Linked DNA regions of Homo sapiens: regions 2 and 3 are each linked to region 1. The links are chromatin contacts, found by Hi-C or POLR2A ChIA-PET in ENCODE. All regions are on one chromosome and are shown on one strand. Each heading gives the region's core, a stretch centred on a gene start or an enhancer-like site at or near the end of the contact. The rest is flanking DNA. Distances are from core to core; before and after follow the strand shown.

Region 1 (2,728 bases), core at 71-2,570:
TCAATAGCTCTGGCCAGTGGGGACCAGACTGATGAGAAGCAGCTGGTTTAGGAAACTGATGTTGGAAAGCTCATGGCCTCTCATAACTCAGTCATCTGTGGCCTGATCAATGTCACTAAAGCATGGTTTGTACTCTGTGGTATGTCCTAGAATAAAGGTAGGGAACAATGGAGGAAAACAGGCCTGAATTAAAATGTTCTCCATGTCTCTCTCGAAAAATTCCAACTTGGAAGTCCCTTTTGCCTGATAGTGACTGCTTACAGTTCCTACCCAATGTAAACTACAGTTCCATGTTTTTCCCCCTGGCTCTTAACTGGCTGAACTTGGGATGTTTTATAAGTGTCTGTCTGTACTTCCTATGACAGCCAATCACATCCAACCTATCCTCAGGTCCCTTCCCCAAATTAACTCTGTGGTCCACTGACTTCCAAAAGTAGGGTCAAAATTATTTTTCTAAGATTAAGCCTTAATAACGTCACTTATATGTTTCATCTTTTCCTGGATGGCTACTGGGCAAAAATATCTTCATGCAGGTGCTGATAACAGTAAACACATCATATATCTTCAGCCTGGGGTTTAAACACATTCATTTCTGGGTTTGTCATATGTTCTCTCGCTATTTATACTGCTTTGGGTCAGCTACTTGATACTTAATAAAATTTGCCTCCAAGCTGTCCTGCAGGGAAAATGACCTATCTGGGGGGAATGCTGTTCCAACTCTATAACCTCTGATGATTGCCCAATAGTCCTCCAAAAAGGTTGCAGGGCAGGAGCAAGGGAAGGTCCATGCCACTTCCTGGCATTTAATGGCAACAAGTGCTTTAGTGTAAGTATAATTATATCCCCTGCTTTCAGGAGGCCTTTCCAGCCAACCTCTCGGACACGGGAGCAACTGTAGATGGCATGAGCAATGTGGAAATTCGGCTTCTGCTCAAGGTCAGAACAAGCCGTTCACCAGCGTTGATTTTACCAACCTTTCGGTTATTTTGGAAAGCCGAAAGAGAACGCAACAGAGGCAAGAATGGATCTATGGGATGGAAATAAGGAGCCATTTATAACCCAAAATGAGACTGCCAGGAAAAACAAACACACAGAAAAGTACATTTTATCAGAGGCTTGGGCTGCCCAGGGCTATTGGGGTACAAAGTACTGCGTGTTCAGCTCCCTGGGCCAAGAGCTACAGTAAGTCAGGCCCCCCTGCAAAGCTCCTCTCCTGTCAGCCCCATCAAGCAGCCTTAGCCACCTGGCGGAGACAAGCTTTAGTGTTTTTAAAGTGTGTGCTGCGTGAATGTTTCACATTTTTGGTAAAGATGTGGGGTCATGTTGCAACACTTAAGTGCTTCTGCGTAAACCTTGCGCAATTCCGACAGGCACTGGGTTCCTAGCATCAGTGGCATCCTCTGCTCACATACGGCTTATGTAATGTGTGATCAGGCCCCCCAGGTTTCTCCTTGTAGCCTTTGAAAAAAATTTCAGGCTCTGAACTTGGCCCTGGTTTCCGGCAGTTCTTTGCTCCGAAGGTGCGTGGAATGGCTCAGCTGTCAGCACCTGCTGGTGAGATACAGAAAAGTGCCACGGGTTGATCTTTCTCTGGCACCAGTACACAGGAGGCTGGCGATGCTCCCCAGATGGGCTTGGCCCGCCCTGAGGCACCCTATAGGGAAGGAGAGTGAGGGCGGTTCATCTAAGGAAGAGTAGGTCGGAGGATTGAACGGGGGCTGCTACCAATAGGTAACAAACATGAAAAGGATTTCCCCAAAGCAAAACTTTCTAGCCAGAGCAGCAGCACAGTGAATGGTTTACTCACAGCTCCTTTGTCTGCTGATGGGAGATTTGGCACTGTGCTTGCCTCTTGGGCTTACCTGAGCAAAGTTACACAGTAGGTCAAGTGTTTGATGCCTTCTCACCTCCAGTCACTGTGCTGGCGCCCGCCTCCGTGCCTGGCTTCTGTTTCCATCCAGACTTCCATCCATTCAACAAAGCTTTCGAGCACCTGCTCTATGCCAGGTGCTGTGCCAAGTGCTGGGCACCAGGCAGGGCTTTCTCAACACCTGGTGGCCCCCTGTGGTGCGCTGGACCAGTCCTAACACAGGCCTCCTCTCCAGTGTCACTCTCGGCCCCACCATTTCCCAAAATTATCCCTCCCTGCATTCACTTCCTATGACTCTTGTCCTTTCTTCAACCTTAGGGATGGGACTATTTCTTTACAGTTTTTATCATAGAAATCCAACAAATTTTATTTTTATAAAAGAATTGTTCTTGGTAGTCACAGATTTCTCTCTGTGGAATCTGAGTTTCTGCAGATTAAAAAGTGATGATGTGAGCTGGGCGCTGCAGGTGGTGCCTGTAATCCCAGCTACTTGGGAGGCTGAAGCAGGAGGATCACTTGAGCCCAGGAGTTCGAGACCAGCCTGGGTAACAGAGAGACCCCCCCATCTCTAAAACATTAATTAATTAATGCTAATTAATTATTTCAAAAATGGTGGCATGAAGAAACAATGTCTTCCATGGAATGAACAAGGCATTAATTGAAAAATGTGAAGCAGGAAGGAACAGGGGAGGAATACATTGTCTGAGCAGAATCTACAATTTCACCAGGTAGACAAGTTGCCCCTTTCACCTCTCCATTTATTATTGGTGAGCTGTATGTGTAATGGTTAAGGAGGCAAATTCTGGAGCTGGACTACCTGGGGATTCAAATCCCAGCTCTGAAGGTTATAATCTAAGA
Region 2 (2,700 bases), core at 198-2,697, 70 kb after region 1:
ATCATTGTCATACCCAAGAAACTTTCCTTTGATTCAATAACATTATCTAATATACAGTCCACAATCACATTTCCCCAGTTGTTCTATAATGTATTTTACAGTTGGGTTTTTTTAGGGGAGTGCCTATCTGTATTCATTCAAGATTCATGCATTGCATTTAGTTATCATGTACATTTAGTCTCTTTTAATCTAATTCTACCTACCTCCAGCCCTGCCTTTTTGGTTTTGCTCTGTCCTTTCAAGTTTTTTGAAGAGTTTAGGGCAGTTGTCTGGCAGAATGTGCCCTAATCTGGTTTTATGTGATTGTTTCCTTGTGATTCAATTCTGCTTAAGCAATTTTGGCAAGAATGATACAATGAGATGCTGTTCCCATGAACTTTGAATAAACTCAAGGACAGGGATTTTACCAAGCCTGAGTGATCAGATTCAAAGAGGCTTAAAAAAAAAGGCATTTTTGAAGATGAGAATTTAGTAAGTATATGGCTCTTCATAGCAGGGTGAGATGTCCCAAGCAAAATGAAAAAATGGAGCTTCTAAGATTAGTGTCCAAGATTATTCATGACTTGAAAGAGGCCCTTGTTATGTCAAATCTAGCAACCTTTGTTGAATCATCAGGACTGAGATTTGGGCAGAGTCAACCTCTGCTGTTGTAAAGTGGATAATTACTAACTTGGTGCAATTTCAGGAATGCAGAGGCCACTCTTCCCCACTCAGCTACACTGCCTCCATTATGGGAGTGGTGACGCCTGTCTGCTATTATTAAAGATCAGAGCTGCTCTCTAATGACTATCTACTATATGTCAGGCCTTGTGCTTAGTGGTTTATTAATCTGTTCCTTACAAAAACCTCATGAGGTAAACATTATTATTCCCATTTCCTAGGTGGGAAAGTGAGGCTTAACAATGTAACTTCCCCAAGGACCCAAGCAGCTAATTTAAGATGTGAACCAAAATCTCCCTCCATAACTAAAGTTCCATAATTCCATGTTCCATGTGATGCTCCTCTATTCCCCAGTCCCAGTCTTACCTCATTCCCTAAATGGCTTTTCCTTCTCTCTCTAGAGCATACATTACACTGGACATCTGATTACCCCATTTTATGCCAATAGATCCTTCTACAAATGCTAACCATTATTGTGTGTGCCAGGTCCAGTTTGTGCCAGGCACCTTGCTGAATGCTCTACACACCCAAACTCATTTACTCTTCCCAAGAACCCCAGAAGGAAGGTGTGCATCAGTAATGTCCTGTGACCACTCTGATAGTAGATGGCAGAAAGAGAATCTGAACCAGATCTGACTTCAAGCCTGAGTTCCTAACAAAGATAGGAAGAACAAGGCAACCCCGGATGATACAGTAGCCAGACACTTGCTAGTAAAGGCCAGAACACTGACTCACTAAGCTCTGAACTCCTCTGCCCCCATGCTGCCAGGGGCACAACCCCAACAGACTGCCCAGCACACTGCCCTAATGGCCATTGACTCATCTGCTCCAACGAGCAAGTCACTGCACAAAACTCCTCCCCCACAGAAAGGTGTTGGTCCTCCGGCATTCAGAAAGAACCAGGAGCCAACATACCACTCACAGGAAGAAAACGCACACACTGTCTCTATTTGTTATTCCTCCTACACAAACTCTTTAAAATGATTGAGTTTAATAAAGGAAGATGTTTCCCTGCAGCTGTAGAGAGGAAATGTTCTAAAGTAAAAATCAGAACACAGTCTGACTAGGATCACTATGCCTATAGCAAGGATGTCCTCAAGCGGGGAAAATGAACTCGGCTAAATGCATCCAGTCTGTTCCTCTGGCCCTTCTAATGAGCAGGACCTGCAGAAGGCGAGGAAGGTTATGGTCGCACCCATAAACACCTCTTGGAGGCACCTGCCTTATCCATGCCCCGTTCTTTCACAAGTGCACCCCACTCCCGACCCCACTTCCCTGACAAAGCTGACAGCACCAACAGTAGACGCCTGTTAGGGCATCTTTCCTAGATTCTCTCCTAGAGACTGGTATTTAGCAATTCCTGCTCTTGAAGGTTCTTGAACTTAGAGCAGTAGAAAGGCCAGGAGGAAAAGCCAGTCTTGGCTGAGCAGAATAAAGCAGCCTCAGTGAGAGATGAGATGAGAGACAGACACGAGCCCAGGTGGACCCGTCACAGCCCCGTCTCAACACCGCCCAGTGAATCTATCACACATGCCTAGTACATTTGTCTCCCCATTTCCAAAATGAACATTCTCCTCTCTTGAAACCCCAGCCCACCCATGCCCGCCCTACCCTTCCTTTGAGTCCTGAATTGTATTCCTTATTGCCTTCTCCGGGACTCCTCTGTCATAATTATGCCCCCTCATGGATTATTCCCATGAACATAGAGTAATACTGCCCATCTTTTAAAAACAACCTCCAGCTGGGCACCATGGCTCATGCCTGTAATCCCAGCACTTTGGGAGGCTGAGGCAGGTGGATCACTTGAGGCCAGGAGTTAGAGACCAGCCTGGCCAACATGGTGAAACCCCATCTCTACTAAAAATACAAAAATTAGCCAAGTGTGGTAGCACAAGCCTGTAAACCCAGCTACTCAGTAGGCTGAGGCAGGAGAATCGCTTGAACCCTAGAGGTGGAGGTTGCAGTGAGCCAAAATCGTGCCACTGCACTCCAGCCTGGGTGACAGAGAGAGACTCCATCTTAAAACAAACAAACAAACAA
Region 3 (3,033 bases), core at 156-2,655, 120 kb after region 1:
AATTAGCCTGAGTCCTGCCAGCCTTTAAATGAGGATGCCTGTGTGCCCTGAGCTATGCTTAGCTAATTCCAGCCCTTCTCCCCAAAGGGAATGCTGGTCTTTCAATATACTGCCAGGAGTTCCTTAAACCTTTCCCACATCTGTGAACACCAGGCAGAAGTTGTCCAAATGGTCCAAGTTGCTGATCTTTGCTCAAAGGAAGGCCCTGCTGGCATGGACCCCTCAGTTTACAAAGAGGTGGCATCTGACATACTCTGCCCCACTAACAGCTAAAATCCTCATGCTGTTATCTTTCTTGACTGTACCCTTCTGCTAAGATCTCCACTTAAAGGACATTGTTTTGGTCAGCACTCTGACTTGCTTGTTTTGGGTAAAGGAGAGGAAATTGACATTTACTAGACACTTTCTATGCGTCTGATGTCACATAAGACACTTTACATGCTTTATTCCATGTAATTCTAACAAGTGCAAAAAAATCATAATAGCAAATGTTTATCTAGTGTTTCCCATGTACCATGCACTGTTGTAAATGCTTTACATAGTCTCACTCTCTCAAGGCTCAAGGCAACTCTACGTGGTAGATGCTGCTATTACCCCCACTCTATAAATGAGCAAATAGAAGGATAAAGAGGTGAAAATAATTTGTGTAAGGTCACATAGACAGTAGCAGAGCCAGATCGGAACACAGTCACAGTCCATGCATCTAACCACACTACCATTGTCTGCCATTATCTGTCCTGTCAGATGAGAAAACCAAAGCTCAAAGAAGCAGCTCTCTCAAAGGCACACCGGAAGTGGAAGAACTGGTACCAGAACCCATGTCTGTCTACTCCCAAGTCCGTGTTTCTCCTCTAGACCACAGGCTCTCAGAGCATAGTTCCCAGACCAGCAACATCTGTAACAACTGGGAAACTTGTTAGAAATGCAAATTCTTGGCCCCACTCCAGATCTACTAAATCTGAAAGTCTGGCATGGGGCCCAGTCATCTCTATTTTAACAGGACTCCAGGTGATTCCCATGCAGACTAAAGTTTGGGAGGCACTCCTCTACACCATGCTGCCTTCTGTAGAGCACTGAATTTTGATTTTACCGGCAAGGACTAGAGATAGTGCTGTCTAGTGGTTAGAAGCTCTGGGAAGCTAAGAAACAACTTGGTCATGACCCAGCATATTTCACTGTCCTTGACAGTAGACAGGCCAGGGGTTGCTTTTTCCCCCCTTAGCAAATTCATGGAGCAGAAAAAGAACAGCTGCACTGTGGTCAAGAGGAAGACTGGATTCTGTCCTTGGCCATCCTTTACCCTGCTGATCACTTTTCAGATCCAGAGATTCTCAGTGCCTTTCTGTTCAATGTTCTGCTGCTTTTGCCTGCCAGCTTTGTCAGCTCCTACCTGTGACCCTTCTTGTCTTTCAACCCCTCCCACTTCAGGAGGAAGCACTTCTGTGGCAATATGTTCAGCTGATGAGCTGCCCTCCTGGTTCAGATATTGTGCAATGCAAAACATTTCTTAACAATTCCGGAAGCAAACTTTTTTTTTCTCCTTTATTGCTGTCAGGATCAGTTCAGTAGCTACACTAAAGCTTTCACCACTCACTGCTTCACTGAAAAGTTTAAGACCAGAGCGTTCTGCTGAATCAAGCTGTTGTTGAGAGGTTCAGTGTACGTATATAAAACAGAACAATAATTGATTTTTATAGAGGCTGAAAGAAAGTTAAGGAATCTTGGATGGCTCAGGGTGGGAGCTTGAAAGGCTTTTGACTCAGGATGAAGGATCACATGGTCCTCAATTTGTGCTTAATAGCTACAACATGGGGAAAGAGAGAGAGAGAGACACGGTATATAGGGGAAGAAGCTAAGTTAGCGCCAAGCTGAGTATTTTGCAGTCAGGGATCAAAAGGATACTACTTTTAAAAACCATATTTCTTCTTTAACAAACATTAATTCAAGCTCATTGAGTTTCTGTAGGTCATACGTTTCAATCCAGGATCAGCAACACAGAGTGTGTTATTTCACTTTCAATGCTGAGGGTGGGGACCTCCCCCTGCGAGAACATGCTGTATGTTGATTAAAGTTGCAAGGAGAGCTATGAAGGATCTGCCCAAATCTCCTTAATCTCTTTTTCTTCCTTCTTGATAGGTTTCTAGGGATCTGTTGGTTGAATTGTTCTGTGCTTGATATGGAATCTTGGTTTTTATTGGCCCACAGTAAAACTAATTACTACTGGAAAGGGCACCAAATTAAGATTAGCAAGCCTGACTTGATTTATCAAAATGGAATGTATGTATGTAATGGGTGAGTGTGTAGATGTTAGAATCAGGCAGAACACTCCTCAGTTTATGACCTCTCCAAAACCTGGTAGCGGCCGGGCGTGGTGCTCACGCCTGTAATCCCAGCACTTTGGGAGGCTAAGGTGGGCAGGTCATTTGAGGTCAGGAGTTCAAGGCCAGCCTGGCCAACATGGCGAAAACCCATCTCTACTAAAAATACAAAAATTAGCTGGGTGTGGTGGCACATGCCTGCAGTTCCATCTACTCAGGAGGCTGAGGCAGGAGAATCACTTGAACCCGGGAGGCAGAGGTTGCAGTGAGCCGAGATCGTGCCACTGCACTCCTGCCTGGGCAACAGAGCAAGACTCTGTCTCAAAAACAAAACAAACAAACGAAAAAAACCTGGTGGATTATCTTAAGGATTAAGTGGGAAAATACAGGTAATTCCCAACCTGCACAGCTGGGGCATTCAATACTGTTAACTGTTATCAGTGAATTCGCACTCATCGGAGTCTAGTTGGTGCCCGCCCCTGTGCTGGCGAGGCCCTGCAGGATCACAGAGGGACTCTCTGTTGGGGGCAGGCCTAGTTGCAGCTGCACTATTGTCAGCACACCTGCCCCCAACCTAGCCCTGTGACTTTCGAGAAGCTCTGTAAACCCCTAATCCTCCATACCTTCTCATCTGAAAAAACCCACATCCTCCTGGGGCTTACAGAGAGCAAGTGAATGAAATTGTCTGAAAATTTCAAATTGCTCTTCCAGGCTA

What was found. A loop is a pair of places that touch in the nucleus more often than their neighbours do. ChIA-PET counts read pairs that join two places held with the same protein, here RNA polymerase II (POLR2A). Pooled maps may share reads with other maps.
Region 2: a map of G401 shows a loop between it and region 1 (4-fold over the local background). The contact joins two enhancer-like sites. A Hi-C loop is called at or near these places in 11 of 168 maps with a recorded cell type or tissue (B cell, CD14-positive monocyte, G401 and 7 more), 4 of 37 single-sample maps with no recorded cell type and 13 of 50 pooled maps. POLR2A ChIA-PET finds 5 or more read pairs at or near these places in 4 of 52 experiments (BJ, MCF 10A, T-cell and 1 more).
Region 3: a map of MCF 10A shows a loop between it and region 1 (2.9-fold over the local background). The contact joins two enhancer-like sites. A Hi-C loop is called at or near these places in 5 of 168 maps with a recorded cell type or tissue (GM12878, MCF 10A, ascending aorta and 2 more), 31 of 37 single-sample maps with no recorded cell type and 19 of 50 pooled maps. POLR2A ChIA-PET finds 5 or more read pairs at or near these places in 4 of 52 experiments (GM12878, H1, HepG2 and 1 more).

Annotation. Positions count from the first base shown.
Region 1 is chr12:93,126,576-93,129,303 of GRCh38, forward strand. All of the region lies in intron 3 of LOC643339 (a long non-coding RNA gene), which reads right to left. Among named protein-coding and RNA genes, the nearest start is that of LINC02412, 46 kb to the right of the region's middle. Within about 2 kb of position 1,321, at least 19 of the 41 ENCODE cell types and tissues checked have a DNase peak (open chromatin) inside an H3K27ac peak, as active enhancers do; they include gastrocnemius medialis, where a contact is called at or near this core.
Region 2 is chr12:93,196,849-93,199,548 of GRCh38, forward strand. All of the region lies in intron 3 of LOC643339 (a long non-coding RNA gene), which reads right to left. Among named protein-coding and RNA genes, the nearest start is that of LINC02412, 24 kb to the left of the region's middle. Within about 2 kb of position 1,448, at least 4 of the 41 ENCODE cell types and tissues checked have a DNase peak (open chromatin) inside an H3K27ac peak, as active enhancers do.
Region 3 is chr12:93,242,851-93,245,883 of GRCh38, forward strand. All of the region lies in intron 2 of LOC643339 (a long non-coding RNA gene), which reads right to left. Among named protein-coding and RNA genes, the nearest start is that of LINC02412, 70 kb to the left of the region's middle. RefSeq lists an enhancer at 852-1,111. Within about 2 kb of position 1,406, at least 16 of the 41 ENCODE cell types and tissues checked have a DNase peak (open chromatin) inside an H3K27ac peak, as active enhancers do; they include gastrocnemius medialis, where a contact is called at or near this core.